Regions from separate parts of the Homo sapiens genome. Here region 2 is linked to region 1. The links are chromatin loops, found by intact Hi-C in ENCODE. Cell type or tissue: PC-9. All regions are shown on one strand.

What was found. Peaks named below come from ENCODE experiments on the same cell type or tissue, not always from the same donor. Only the 100,000 strongest peaks of a DNase experiment are listed, where the experiment ranks them.
Region 2: a loop joins it to region 1, with 7 times the contacts of the local background. A loop is called at or near these places in 2 of 110 quality-filtered maps.

What each region holds. Positions count from the first base shown.
Region 1 is chr7:116,351,462-116,359,461 of GRCh38, reverse strand. No RefSeq gene overlaps it. Among named protein-coding and RNA genes, the nearest start is that of CAV2-DT, 140 kb to the left of the region's middle. RefSeq lists an enhancer at 2,407-5,853. In PC-9, no CTCF peak of the experiment used is centred here; a DNase peak (open chromatin) is centred at 4,421; H3K4me3 peaks cover 1,841 bases; H3K27ac peaks cover 5,569 bases.
Region 2 is chr7:116,457,462-116,465,461 of GRCh38, reverse strand. All of the region lies in intron 1 of CAV2-DT (CAV2 divergent transcript), which reads left to right. Among named protein-coding and RNA genes, the nearest start is that of CAV2-DT, 38 kb to the left of the region's middle. In PC-9, no CTCF peak of the experiment used is centred here; no DNase peak of the experiment used is centred here; H3K27ac peaks cover 607 bases.

The sequences.
Region 1 (8,000 bases):
TTCAAGTGATTCTCCTGTTTCAGCCTCCCAAGTAGCTGGAATTACAGGCGTCTGCCACCACACCCGGCTAATTTTTGTATTTTTAGTAGAGATGGGGTTTTGCCATGTTGGCCAGGCTGGTCTCAAACTCCTGACCTCAGGCGATCCACCCGTCTTGGCCTCCAAAAGTGCTGGGATTTACAGGTGTGAGCCACTGTAACCAGCCCCTAAGACTCAAATAAAAACAGGTTGTCACAGCATAGCAGAATCATATGTAATGTATGTGTCCCATATATGTATAGATACACTGTATTCATTTATTTTTTACCTCATTGCTTTTGGGTATTTTTTTCTTAAGCACCCTTTCCTTTCTTTTTAATAAAAGTTGTGTAGATTGAGCCCGGGTGCAGTGGCTCATGCCTGTAATCCCAGCACTTTGGGAGGCCGAGGCGGGCAGATCACGAGGTCAGAAAGATGGAGACCATCCTGGCTAACATGGTGAAACCCCGTCTCTATTAAAAATACAAAAAAATAAGAAATAAAAAATTAGCCGGGTGTGGTGGCAGGTGCCTTCAGTCCCAGCTACTCGGGAGGCTGAGGCAGGAGAATGGCGTGAACCCCAGAGGCGGAGCTTGCAGTGAGCCGAGACAGCGCCACTGCACTCCAGCCTGGGTAACAGAGCGAGCCTCCGTCTCAAAAATTAAAATAAAAAAAGTTGTGTAGATTTAACGTGTACAATATGCTGTTTTGATGTAACTATCCATAGTGAAATAATTAACACAGCAAAGCAAATTAACATATTCTTCCCCTTACATAGTTGCCACCTTTTGTAACTATGTGTGTATGGCAAAAGCACCTGAAATTTACTTTCTTTAGTCATGCGTGATGAATTAGTCTAGCGATCTAATGGATTGACTCTTTTACTGTGTGAGAGTAGAGTCATGTGGTTCTTATTGTTTAACTAAAATAATTTTTTGTTGTTAAAGAGGAATATTCAGGAAAGGTCAGGTCTGGTGGCTCAAGCTCTTCCTCACATGATAGAGAACTACTTTGAGGAGGCTGTGGGAATCACATGTCTGTTGCTAACTTGAGTTCAGCCTTCTCTGTACTTACTTATTCTCTTGACCTTGGGCTGTGCTGTCAATTTTTTCTTTTCTGAGGGTTTTTTGAAATGAACATAAAAGGAAATCCTTTCAAGACTGTTCAGATCCTTGCTATGCAAAAATTGCATTTGAAAGAGGTCTTAGATATGATCTAATGCAATTCCCAAACTTTATGTGGAATTCTGATTTCTGAGATGGCCAAGACACTTTATTTTTATTTTCAAGACAGGGTCTCGCTCTGTTGCCCAGGCTGGAATGTATGGAGTGATCACAGCTCACTGAAGCCTGGACCTCCCACTTCAGTTTCCCGAGAAGCTGGGACTACAGGCATGCCTGGCTAATTTTTTGTGTTTTTTGTAGAAATAGTGTTTTGTCATGTTGCCCAGTCTGGTCTCAAACTCCTGGGCACAAGCAATCTGCCTGCCTCAGCCTCCCAAAGTTCTGGGATTATAAGCATGAACCATTGTGCCTGGCCAACCAGGACAGTTTAATGGGAATTTCATATTTCTCATCCGTGAGTCATATCCTTTTACCCAGAAACTGGGAAAACATCCCCACTGAAAACCCAAATAGATGGTACTACTTTCTCAATTTTTACATCAACAAAACAAGGTAATTTCATTCAAAGGAATTATAGTTAATATTATGTATTTTTCAGCAAATTAATTCTGTGATGCCATTTGATGACCTACAAAAAATGTGTCCCAGTGTTACTTCACTGTTCTATATTAGGGCCCTTTTATACACAAACTCTGTGGTATTCCTTTCCACTAACTGCCCAGCACTGGCCTGGTTAGTTCATCTCCATTTGGCAAATCACTATTTGGGGGTAGTTGGTCATGTTAGTGTGTTTAAGCCATGTCACATTATTCTGTCAGTCAGGTCCTATGTGTCCCAAGAGCCCTTCAAGAAACTCACTGGTCTCTTTAGATCCTAGCAAGGAAAGACTAGAAATGTCTCCTTCCAATTTGGTGATTGTACTTCTTATAGAATGGACTGGTTTGGCAATAAGGTACCAAATACTGCTACTCAGAGCTTATCTGATTTGCATGCAGCTAAACTGCCTCTGTGTATTCAGCTGCATGTCCCTATAGAAAAATCACCTTACTATTTTTAGAACTCCACTGTCCATTGTCCTATTCTGGAATAGACAGTAGCTCTGACTATAAGTTAAAATGGGCTACATTAAACCCTGCCAGGCCTTGCATTTCTCTCATTTGGTCCTTCACTGACAAATTCACATAGTGCAAAGGTCATGGGCAAGCTATAACTCTTCTCTGGAGCTCCAAGCTGGCTGCCCCTGGGGATTTATGTTCCACTCTCCTAACTGGGCTTACCAAGCCATAAATTCCTGATTAAAGCACAGACCGCTTGAGAGACAGGGAGGTTGGAAGAGTATCGATGCTCAGGTCTCCAGTCACCCACATATTTGTATGAGAGCCTTGGACTCCTGGACCCAAAGCCAGTGTAATTACTTTATAACTTAAAAATCATGGTTTTCAATTTTAAAAATTCATGTAAAAATGGAAGTCACTGTGCTGGAAATGAGTCTTTCCTTTCTGAGTTCTGTAATGCTATGTTATCTTTATATGTTTACAATAGAAGGAAATGGTCCTACTGGCTGCCAGTGAGTGAGGTAGCAGAGTAGAGCTGCATTCTAAAATCAGAACTAATATTCAGCACCAGCTTCTATGGTCTTGTGTTTTGATGTGCTGGCTATTGGGCCTACAGAAATGCACCTTCTGTTTATGCTTCCAAGTGTTCCTTTTATCTCTAGATAAAAGTGTACAGGGGAAGTTGCCAAAATTAGTCTACCTTTTGGACCCAGGCCATAGTTAAACTTAGATATAAAACAGATCAAAGAGTTCCATTCTGATCCAAATAGCTGCAGCCCAGCAGCATGGCTGGTGGCAGTATGAAGTGGCTGAACACCTTCTGATTTGGAACATCTGAGCAATACTTTCTGGGCTGCAAGGCACAAAAAGAGGCAGCATGCATGTCTGCTTTTGAAATGACTGTCCGCCTTCCAGGATTTGACAGAGGAGCACTTGTTTAGACTTTGGTGTCTAATCCAGTGGGAAGCTCCCAGGTATTCCTAAAGGCTGCCGCAGGGGGTCTCTATGAAGGGGGGTACTCTCCTCTCCTCAATACACACAGGGTTAATTTTGTTCACAGTCCTTCCATGCTTCCTTTAGGTGAAGCCAAACTGTCGAGGTTTCTTCTTTACCAGGTGGCAGCAATTCCCCACCCGACTCTTTTTCATTTTGCATTTACGTTCTGATTTTTAGAGTCTTAGACTGATGTCCCCGGGGAGAGTAGGAGCAGACAGAAGATTCTTGGGCTCTGTGAATCAATAGGGTCACCAAATTATTTACTATCCAAACCAGAACACTTCTGTCAGTGAAAGAGGCACTGTTGGTAATTAAATCTGGACAACTAGAGTCAACTGAGACTCTCCTGGCAAACTGCGGTGTATGGCCACCCTCTGCATAGAGAATCGGGTGATTTCTGGCTCTAGAGATGCAAGTCAAGTGCTTCTTTTCCTGTGCGTGATTGGGCATTTTTAGTCGCTCCTCTAAATTATTATAGATGATCATTTTCTGCTCTTGATAGCAAATATAACAATAAGAAAAAATTGGATAATAAATTTTCATATGACTCAAAACACAGCCCCGTTGTTAAATAATATTGCTTCAGAATAGATTTTCTTGCAAAGAAAATGTTCTGTACAAATTCTTTAAAGAAGTCTTTCAAGTGGATTTTTTTTAAATGATGCCACCGCCCACTACTTACAAAGAAAGTCTTGAAGGGGAGCAGCAACCCCTCAGGCCATTTCTATCAAAGAGATGTACAATCAGTACCAGCAACACAAAAATGCTCCTGTAATTGCACCCAAACTATTTTTTGTACCTAACAAATTTTTGTCTTCAAACTGCAGTTGTATGGCTGTGTTTCCGTTCTGTTTGTTTTACCACTTCCCTTTGAAATATTTTGCATCATCCTGGAGATTTTCCCAAGTTGTGGTCTGCTCGCTGGAGGGCTGCGCTCCTCTGATTTGCAGCATGAAGTTGTGTTGCCATGGCAGGGGTTGTTTACCATAGGGGAACACTTAACAGGATGGGCACCTCCCACAGCCATTCCAAACTCCTTTCCTCCTCTTCTCTACTCGCTTAGATATTCTGAGACAGCAGCCCAGATATGGCTTTCTCTAATCGTAAACTACATTCCCGGAGCGTGAACTTGACTTTGCTATGCTTTCGAGATAGGGAAATGTTTGGCTCTGTTTATTCCTCTCAAACTGGGCAGTGTCCTCTTGACTGTTATGACTAATCCACTTGTCATGGCTGGAATCTCCTAACAATTCTTTCCCTCAGGTAAATCACATCGCTCAGACTTGTGAAGCAAAAATGCCACTGAGACCAAAGGGTGACCTTGTGGTGGTCGCAGCCTGTTCACCTGACAGAGGTCTCTGTTGCCCAGGAGGACTTTTTATTTTTCCAATAAAAGGAAAGCTTAGTCAGAACCTGACAAGTCTTGCTCCCTCACATTCCTGCAGAGGAACCAGCCTGGGGAGAGATAAGAGCCGTGGGTTGACACCCTGATTATGCTTACCTTCTTATTTGTTAAATGTGGAAATTGACTTCATCCAATTAATAAGAGCAGGAAACAGTTTTTGTTTTGTCTTTGTAGGAAAACATGAAGTAACAGTTTTATCTCAATTTGTCAGGCATTGCCCAAGAGACTACAGCCATGTGGGCCAGTGGCCAAAAAATTGCTCTAAGGCCCAAGTATTAACACCCAGATATAAAAAGAATGCTAATTGGTTTTCCAGCTGAAAAATAATAAGGGATTTGCTGCCAAAAATGCTGTATGGCCTGAAAACCCCAAGTTTATACAATAGGGCCTGATTACAATCTGGGGGCTCCATTTGTGCTCCTATGAAGAGCTAAACAAAGGGAGGTGTTTCGCTCCTCTGTCTTTGTAGAAAGCTCCGCTCCAGATCTCAGCCTGGTGGAACACCAGGCTTCCCACAGTCTTCCTGCCAAATCCCCAAGTTTTTTCCTGGCTGCCATTCAGGAAAGTACAGCTTCGTCTGTAGGATGGAAAGTTAAAAAGGCCTTGCTTGGATACGCTGAAATATATACAAACACTGCCTGACGTATGGAGTAGGCTGCTGCCGCTGGCATCTTAGTAGAAAGAATGTGAAATTTTTAAAAGTCATTTTGGGTACGTGATTGAGATGTTAGCTGGAAGAAGAAACTTTTTTTGTTTGTTTGTTTTAGAAAAATGAAAATTCAGCATTCCCCTTAATCTTAACAGTTATCTTACCTTAGTTGTCTCATTGGTAAAATGTCAACTAACCTCCAAGATCCCATTTAGTTTGGGCTGTCTGTAACTTGAGGGCCGGGTATAGCGTATGCAGAAAATACAGGCTGTCTACTGAATATCTTTGAAAAGGTCCCTGGAAGTGAGTTGGGATGAAAGTCAAAGTCTGGAGCACTGGCATGGTACAGTCCTAGGCTGGTGTGCTGATGTGTATTGGCTGGGTGCCAGCCTGCCTGTGACTTCACACTACAATTCCAGGTCTGTATCACTTATGGGAATGGGCCTGAATTAAAATGATTGCATAATACTTACAACTCTGTTCTCTTTATTTCCAGCTGATGGTAAATATTATGGCAAATTTCACAGCATTTAATTAATCTTACCCATAATGTTTTTAAGTTGTAGTTAATACTAAAATACACTACCTTTTCACCAATCATGGTCATAGACTATTATCCTAGTCACGTATGTAATTATGCAACTAAGTTAAAGAGTTTTTTTTAAAAAAAGAATTACTTTGAAAAATGAAGTAAAATGTATTCTCAACAGCCAACTTCTGCCAAAATATGCGAAGAATAAAACAGGCCATAAGAATCCATTGATGTGTACAAAATTATTTTTTTGACAGAAACAGGCAAGCAACTATGTTTGTTGCTATCAATGCTTTTCTCTTGTTTATTACTTTTTGTTTGTTATTATTAATGTGTTTTCCCTTAAAGTAGTGAGGCAACATGGAACGTATGTAAGAGTTTATGGGCAGGGAGCAGTGGCTCACACCTGTAATTCCAGCACTTTGGGAGGCCAAGATGGACAGATCACCTGAGGTCAGGAGTTCGAGACTAGCCTGGAAAATATGGTGAAACACCATTACTCCTGAAAATACAAAATTTAGCTGGGCGTGGTGTCGGGCGCCTGTAATCCCAGCTACTTAGGAGGCTGAGGCAGGAGAATTGCTTGAACCCGGGAGGCGGACGCTGCAGTGAGCTGAGATCGCGCCACTGCACTCCAGCCTGGGCGACAAGAGCGCAACTCTGTCTCAAAATTAAAAAAATATATATATATATAAAAGAGTTTAGGAAGCATTTCTTAAAACCTGCTGGGTCTCAGGACTTTTTACCTGTAGGATACGTCAAGAAGTAGAAGGAGCATGGAGCTAGTGTTGCTGAGCTTTCATTAGGTTCACTCCACCAGGTTAAATTAATTTTCTGGCGTCCCACATCCTTCTGTGTAGACTCCAGTCTCCTTGGGCACACTCCTGCCTCTGTGATTTTGTACTACTCTTTCCTTCACCCGGAGTGAGGGAGCTCCCTTCTTTCCATTTTTTGGGATTCAGTTCAATCCCCACATGATTTGTGAAACCTCCTCAGACCACTCCGGCGCCCTTTGGTTTCCCACTTCTCTGAACTCTCATTGCTCTTATCATTTTCGGAAACAAGGTAAACACATGGAGGATTCAAGTGAGAATTGAACTGGAAACCAGAAGGTAAACAGGATACCCTTTTTTATTGCAAAGGGCAGAGACCCACTCAGTTGTCTCAAACTAAGGAGAAGGTATTGTAAACCTACAAAGTCCAAGAAACGGGCCTTTCATGATGTAAACTGGAAACCTCTTAGAAGCCTAGGCAGCTCTCTCAGACTCTCAGGATCATACAGTACCCCTCTGACTCTTTCTTAGGCATGTCTACTTTCATTTTCTTCCCTTTTCTCTCTTCCAAATTTTTAATTTCTTCCAATTTCTTTATCATTTCTGCTTTTATGCTTCAGCTCAACATCCCCCAAATATCTGAATTAGACTTAGGGTCTTTATTCCAAATTTAAAGGGATTGGATCATCTTGCCTTGTGCTGCATATCCAGCCTTCTGTTCAATCAATGTTGTTGGCAGGGTAGTGTGGTACAAACAGCTGCCTAAACCACGCCTACTGCAGCCTGTAGATGGAGGAGCGGATAGCTACTCTAGAAGATGTCCACTGCCTACAGAGTTGTTTATTCACTTTTGGCAAATTCCTTTTTTTTTTTTTTTTTGAGATGGAGTCTCGCTCGCTCTGTCACCCAGGCAGGAGTGCAGTGGCGCGATCTTGGCTCACTGCAAGCTCCGCCTCCCGGGTTCACGCCATTCCCCTGCCTCAGCCTCCCGAGTAGCTGGGACTACAGGCTCCCGCCACCACGCCCGGCTAATTTTTTGTATTTTTAGTAGAGACGGGGTTTCACCGTGTTAGCCAGGATGATCTCCATCTCCTGGCCTCGTGATCCACCCACCTCGACCTCCCAAAGAACTGGGATTACAGGTGTGAGCCACCGAGCCTGGCCAGCAAATTTCTTAAGGGCAAGGAATAGATTTCCCTTTGCTTACTTCTCTCACTGTGTTTGGTGTGGGCCTGTTAGACTGTCCCAGTGATTATCAACCCTGGTTGCACATTAGAATCACCTGGAAAATTTTAGGTGCATTTCGGTGTCTAGCCCTCTCCTTGTCCCACCACAAGGACTGCTGATTTCATTGTTTTGGGGGTATAGCCCGGACATCAAACATCAAGAGCTGGTCTTTCTAGATAGCAGTCCTGTTCCTACTGAGGTCAGGGCCACAGAAAGTGTTA
Region 2 (8,000 bases), 110 kb before region 1:
AATCTTCATTTTCGGATAATGCTTAAGGCAGTATTAAGCAGAGGGCCAACTGCTTGAATTCAAAATTGAAGGGGAGTGAGAATTAAATTGTTCTGCATGAGAAATGCTGAGAGATACAGAAAGGAGTGAAAAAAAAGAGACCAGCAGAGAGATGGAGTGGTTGCTGGGAGAAATGAGTGGAGAGAGAGGGAAGATAGGTGATTGGGGGAGGAGAAGGGGGTTTGAGACTGTGAGAGGAACTAGCTGCTGAGAGTCCGAAGAGCCTGGGAAGAGGTAAGTCTAATGAGTAACATTTGAGTGAAGTGCTGGGCAATTCTGTGTCTCTTTATAAAATATTCCCTAAATGTACATTGGAATATAAAGTTTTTAAACATGTCAGGTTGGTTTGTGAAGCAGTGAAGAAGAGGACATGAAGAAAAGCTGTGTTATATAAGTAAAAATAATGCATAAATCTAGAAGTCTCCACAGTGTTCCCAGTTTTAATGAGGATGAAGAGCTATTTAAAATACTTAAAATATCTATAATGACATGAGGTGTTGTCATACATGCCATACTCTCTGATTCCTTGATTTGTTTAGCAAATGATTTAGAAAGACTAGCACATGATAACATAACTTTGGGGTTCAATATGAGTGAGTATGGAACATGACAAGTAATTATGAATCATTAATATGGAAATTTCTTCAACATCATTTAAGGGGCAGCATATTTTATAGCTCCTACTCTAGCAGGAATTATGCTTATTAAATGAGAAAATGAGATTGAATTTACAGAAGTGTCCATAGAACATGAACATGACTCAGAACTATTCTGTTGTATGAATATGCCATCATTTGTTTATCCATTCAAATATTGATATAACTTACTGAATAACGTGGGTTATTTCCAGTTTTGGGTTATGATGAATATAATTCCTATGAATCCTTACGTACAAATCCTTTTGCAGATACATGTTTTCATTTTTCTTGCGTAAAACAGGGGAAAGAATTGTTAGGTTATATGATGAATAGATGTTTAACTTCACATGAAAATGAAGAAAAGGCCAGGCATGGTGGCTCACGCCTGTAATCCCAGAACTTTGGGAGGCCAAGGCAAGAGGATCACTTCAGCTCAGGAGTTTTAGACCAGCCTGAGCAACATAGAGAGACCTCGTCTCTACAAAAAAAAAAAAAAAAAAAAAAGTAGCTGGGTATGGTGGCATGCACCTGTAGTCCCTGCTACTCAGGGAGGCTGAGGCGGGAGGATTGTTTGAGCTGGGTAGGTCAAGTTTGTGGTGAGATATGACATGTCATTGGACTCCAGCCTGGGCAACAGAGCAAGATCCTGTCTCAAACAAACAAACACACAAACAAAAAAAAACCAAAGAAAATACAAAACTGTTTTCCAGGTATTTGTACCATTTTACACTTTCAGCAACAGTGCACGAAAGTTTCAGTTGCTCCACATTCTTACCAGCATTTGGCATTGTAAGTATTTTTCATTTTGGCCATTCTCGTGGATGTGTAGTGGTATTTCACTGTGGTTTTAATTTGCATTTTTGATATGGTTTGGCTCTGTGTCCCCACACAAATCTCATCTCTAATTGTAATCACCACTTATTGAGAGAGGGACTTGGTGGGAGGTGACTGGATCAGGGAATGGTTTCCCCCATGCTGTTCTCATGATAGTGAGTAAATTCTCATGAGAGCTGATGGTTGAAAAAAGTGGCACTTCCTCCTTCAAGCATGCTCTCTCTCTTCCCACCTTGTGAGGAAGGTGCCTGCTTCTCCTTCACCTTCCGCCATGATTACAAGTTTCCCTAGGCCTCCCCAGCCATGTGGAACTGTGAGTCAATTAAAACTCTTTCCTTTATAAATCACCCAGTCTCAGCTAATATCTTTATAGCAGTGTGAGAATGGACTAATGTAATTTTCCTTATGATTAATGATGAACATCTTTTTATGTCCTTATTGGTGATTCATAAACTTTTTTTGTGTGTGAAATATCTGCTTAGTACTTGTCCTCTTTTTTTTTTAAAGTGGGTTGTTCATCTTCTAATCAAAACTTTAAAGTTCTAAATAAAATCTTGACACATGTATCTTGTCTGATATATATATGTATTGTGACTATTTTCTTCTAGTCTGTGGCTTGCCATTTCGTTTTCTTAATAATGTCTTCCAGAGAGCTTATGTTTCAAATTTTGTCCAACTTACCAATTTTCATTGATGGTGTATGCCTTTTGCATTTTTGCTAAAACGTCTTTGTCTACCCCAAAGTCCTGAATATTTTCTTATATATTTTCTTCTAAAAGTTTTTTTTTTTTTTTAGTTTTGGCTTTTACGTTTAAGTTTACAGTCTATTTCAAGGTAATTATTATTCATGGTGTAAGGTTCATGTTTTTCCATGGGCATATGCAGTTAATTTAGCACCATTTGTTAAAAAGAATTTTCTTTCCCATTGAGCTACCTTGCTGACTTTATTAAAAATAATTGCACATCTATGCGTGAGTCTCTTTCTGGGCACTCTTTTCTGTTCCATTAATTTATACATATATTCTTACTTCACTATCTCAAGTAATGTAGCTTTAACTCCTGAAATCTGGTTACATAAGTACTTCAACTTTGTTCTTTTTCAAAATTGTTTCAACTATTTACATTCTTTGTACACGCATGTACAAATATATGTATGTTTTTCACAAATATATAGTAATCTAAGATGTGTGTGTGTGTGTGTGTGTGTGTGTGAGAAAGAGAGAGAGAGAATCACCTTGTCAGTTTCTAAAAAAAAAGATCTATGGAATTCTTAACTGCAATTGTGTTGAATCTGTAGATCAATTTATGGAGAATGGGCATCTTAATAACATGGAGTCTTCCAACCAAGACACATGGTACATCTCCCCGTTTATTTTGACCTTTAATTTTTTTCAGCAGTGTTTTGCAGTTTGAAAGATCCAGCACATATTTTGTTAAATTTGTTTCTAAATGTTTTATGGTTTTGATGCTATTATACATGATAATTTAAAAATTTTAATTTTCCAATTATTTGCTTTGAATATGTAGAAATACAATTTATTTTTGTTAATTGACCTTGAATTAAAAGAACCTGATAAATTTACTCTTTACCTCTAGAGTTGTGTTGATTCCTTAGGATATTCTACATACACAAGCACAACATTGGCAAATAGCAACAGTTCTACTCCCTTCTCTACAATCTGTCTATATTTTATTTGTTTTTCTTGCCTTATGGTACTTTCAGTACTATGCTAATAGGAGTAATGTGAGTGAATGCATTTGTCTTATTCTTGATCCCAAGGGGAAGTGTTCAGTATTTCACTATTAACTACAATGTTAGCTGTGGGTTTTCATTAGAGGTACCTTATTAAATTGAGAACATTCCCTTCTATTCCTAGTTTTCTGAGAGTTTGGGCCCAGTGTTTAATTTTTTTAAGTGATTTTTCTTCACCTATTGAAATAATAATATGATTTTCTTCTTTATTCTGTTACTGTGGTTAATTATATCAATTGATTTTAAAATTTTGAGTCAGTCTTGCATCCCTGAGATAAATTCCACTTGGTCATAATGTAATATCTTTATTACATTTTGCTGGATTTGACTGGCTAATATTTGTTGAAAATTCTTGCTTCTCTATTCATGAGAGGTGTCATTCTGTTAATTTTGAGATTTCACAGTTTATTTCCTGCAGAATCTTCTGTCTTATTCTGCATAATCCATATGCTAATCTAGACCAGAATTTTTACTTTCTGTTTTAACTTGTAATTTCTGTGCATCCTATGCTTCCCCCCTAGTGTTTAATGCTGGATGTTGCTTTTTTCAAAAAGTTGATTTTATCTTTTCTTATTACCAGTTGCAGAAAGTTCACAATCTCTATTAATGTATTTGCTCAAAGTTTACATTGAGAATTAAGATTTTCATTCTAAGAACTTCAACCTCTTCCTTATATGTTTGAGCCAGAATTTCTTAAGATGTATTATACATAATAACTTTCATATCTGATACGAGATATTTTCACTTGGTTTGTTACATAATTACTTAAATGTTTCCCTCCTTTTCCTCAGATCTGATTATCTTTTTTTCCCAGTATTTTCTGTTATTGGAAACTCCATACATTTTATTACCCAAATCAGAAAAATGTGGTTCTCTCTGTCACTCTCTATTTTGGATCTGTAACTAAATCTTGCCAATTCTATACCTTAAAAATCTCTCAAATCCATCTCCTTTCTTCTCTCTGTCATTGGATTCATATGCACAACATTTTTCTTCTGGATTTCTGAAATCATATTCTGACTGATTGCATTTCTACTTTTCTTTTCTTTTCTTTTCTTTTTTGTGAGCAACATGGCTGTTTATTTCACCTGGGTGCAGGTGGGCTGAGTCCGAAAAGAGAGTCAGGGAAGGGAGATAGGGGTGGGGCCGTTTTATAGGATTTGGGAAGGCAATAGAAAATTACAGTCAAAGGGGGTTGTTCTCTGGTGGGCAGGGGTGGGGGGGTCACAAGGTGCTCAGTGGGGGAGCTTCTGAGCCAGGAGAAGGAAATTCACAGGGTTAATCACTCAGTTAAGGTGGGGCAGGAACAAATCACAATGGTGGAATGTCATCAGTTAAGGCGGGGCAGGGCCTTTTTACTTCTTTTGTGATTCTTCAGTTACTTCAGGCCATCTGGGCATATACGTGCAAGTCACAGGGGATGCGATGGCTTAGCTTGGGCTCAGAGGCCTGACATTCCTGCCTTCTTATATTAATAAGAAAAATAAAACAAAATAGTGTTGAAGTCTTGGGGTGGCGAAAATTTTTGGGGGGTGGTATGGAGAGAGAATGGGCGATGTTTCTCAGGGCTGCTTCAAGCGGGATTAGGGGCAGCGTGGGAACCTAAAGTGGGAGAGATTAAGCTGAAGGAAGATTTTGTGGTAAGGGGTGATATTGTGGGGTTGTTAGAAGAAACATTTGTCGTGTAGAATTATTGGTGATGGCCTGGATACAGTTTTGTATGAATTGAAAAACTAAATGGAAAAGATCTAAGAATTGGGAGGACCTAGGACATCTGATTAGAGTGCCTAAGGAGATTCAGCATAGTCCTGCCAGCAAAGATTATTTATTTACTTCAGGAGTTAAGAGTGGCAGTTTGGGGATAGCACGAGGAGATATCAGCTGTAATGGCTTGGAGAAACAGTGTAAACTGGCAGTGTAAACAAGAGCAGGGCATGCATGAGTAGTTGAGAACGGAGAATAGGAGTATGACCAGACAGAAAATAGTAGGGATGACAAGTTTTTTGGGGCACAGTCTAAGTTGGTCTGGTGTCTGGAATGAGACTGGGGCCTAATAAAAAGGAGCGTATACACAGGAGCTTAAATGGGCTGTACCTTGTAGGATTCTGAGGACAGGTCTGACTTCTGAGAAGGGAAAGTGGTAAAAGTATTGTCCAGTCCTTTTTAAGTTGGTGGCTGAGCTTGGTGAGGTGTGTTTTTAATAGACCATTAGTCTGTCACTGAATACCAAGAGCCTGAAAAAATGCTTGGCTGATTTGACTAATAAAGGCTGGTCTGTTATCAGACTCTATAGAGGTGGGAAGGCTAAACTGAGGAATTATGTCTGACAGAGGGGAAGAAATGACTGTGGTGGCCTTCTCAGACCCTGTAGGAAAGGCCTCTACTTATCTAGTGAAAGTGTCTACTTAGACTAAGAGGTATTTTAGTTTTTGTGACTCAGGGCATGTTGAGTAAAGCTAATTTGCCAGTCCTGGGCTGAGGCAAATCCTCGAGCTTGATGTGTAGGGAAGGGAGGGGGCCTGAATAATCCTTGAGGAGTAGTAGAATAGCAGATAGAACAGCAGATGGAACACTGAAAAGTTATTTCCTTGAGGATAGATTTCTACGATGGAAAGAAAATGAGAGGTTTTAAGAGGTGGGCTAGTGGCTTGTACTATAGTATAGCCTGCCTTCGCTGGTGTGTGGCGATTAGGCCTGGTGGAACTGCCATCAATAAATCAAGGGTGATCAGGGTGAGGAACAGGAAAGAAGGAAATATGGGGAAATGGGGTGAATGTCAGGTGGATCAGAGAGATACAGTCATGGAGGTCAGATGTGGTATCAGGAATAATGCGGGAGGCCAGATTGAAGTCCGGGCCAGGAACAATGGTAATTTTGGGACTTAACAAAGAGTGAGTACAGCTGAAGGAGCCGGGGAGCAGAAAGTATATGCATCAGGTATGAGGAAGAAAATAGATTTTGGAAGTTATGAGAAATGTAGAGAGTGAGTTGAGCATAGTTTTGTGATTTTTAGGGCCTCTAAAAATACTAAAGCAGCTGCAGCCACTGCACGCAGACATGAGGGCTAGGCTAAAACAGTAAGGTCAAGTTGTTTGGACAGAAAGGCTACAGGGTGCGGTCCTGGCTCTTGTGTAAGAATTCTGACCGCACTAACCATGCCTAGGAAGGAAAGGAGTTGTTGTTCTGTAAGGGATTGAGGTTTGGGAGATTAATCGGACATGATCAGCAGGGAGAGCACGTGTGTTTTTATGAGAATTATGCTGAGATAGGTAACAGATGAGGATGAAATTTTGGCTTGACTGAAGTAATGGGGGCTGTCTGTGAAGCCTTGCAGCAGTACAGCCGAGGTAATTTGCTGAGCCTAATGGGTGTCAGGGTCAGTCTAAGTGAAAGCAAAGAGAGGCTGGGATGAAGGGTGCAAAGGAATAGTAAAAAAAAAGCATATTTGAGATCCAGAACAGAATAATGGGTAGTAGAGGGAGGTATTGAGGATGGGAGAGTATATGGGTTTGGCACCATGGGGTGGATAGGCAAAACAATTTGGTTGATAAGGCGCAGATTCTGAACTAACTTGTAAGCCTTGTCTGGTTTTAGGACAGGTGAAATGGGGGAATGGTAAGGAGAGTTTATAGGCTTTAAAAGGCCATGCTATAGCAGGCGAGTGATAACAGGCTTTAATCCTTTTAAAGCCTGCTGTGGGATGGGATCTTGACATTGAGCAGGGTAAGGGTGATTAGGTTTTAATGAGATGGTAAGGGGTGCATGATCGGTCGCCAAGGAGGGAGTAGAGGTATCTTATACTTGTGTGTTAAGGTGGGGGGATACAAGAGGAGGACGCAAAGGAGGCTTTGGATTGGGGAGAAGGGCAGCAATGAGATATAGCTATAGTCCAGGAATAGTCAGGGAAGCAGATAATTTAGTTAAAGTGTCTCAGCCTAATAAGGGAACTGGGCAGGTGGGGATAACTAAAAAGGAGTGCTTAAAAGAGTATTGTCTAAGTTGGCACCAGAGTTGGGGAGTTTTAAGAGGTTTAGAAGCCTGGCCGTCAATACCCACAACAGTTATGGAGGCAAGGGAAACAGGCCATTGAAAAGAAGGTAATATGGAGTGGGTAGCCTCCGTATTGATTTAGAAGGGGTATTGATTTAGAAGGGGACGGGCTTACTTTCCACTGTGAGAGTTACCTAAAGCTCGGCGTCCGTGATGGGTTAGGGGGCTTCCGAGGCGATTGGGCAGTGTCAGTCTTCAGCCACTAAGCCAAGAAGATCTGGGAAGGAGTCAGTCAGAGAGCCTTGGGCCAGAGTTCCAGGGGCTCTGGGAGTGGCTGCCAGGTGAGTTGAACAGTTCGATTTTCAGTGGGGTCTCACACAGATGGGACGCGGCTTAGGAGGAATCCTGGGCTGCGGGCATTCCTTGGCCCAGTGGCCAGATTTCCGGCACGTGTAGCAAGCTCCTGGGGGAGGAGGTTCTGGAGGAACGCCTGGCTGCTGCAGTTCAGGTGTTTGGAAGTTCTTGTGTGCTGGAGATGTGGCTGGGGTTTGTCTCACAGTGGAGGCAAGGAATTGCAACTTTTTTCTATTATTGTACACCTTGAAGTTGAGGTTAATTAAGCCCTGTTGTGGGGTTTGAGGGCCAGATTCTAATTTTTGGAGTTTTATTTAATATCTGGAGCAGATTGGGTAATAAAATGTATATTGAGAATAAGATGGCCTTTTGACCTTTTAGGGTCTAGGGCT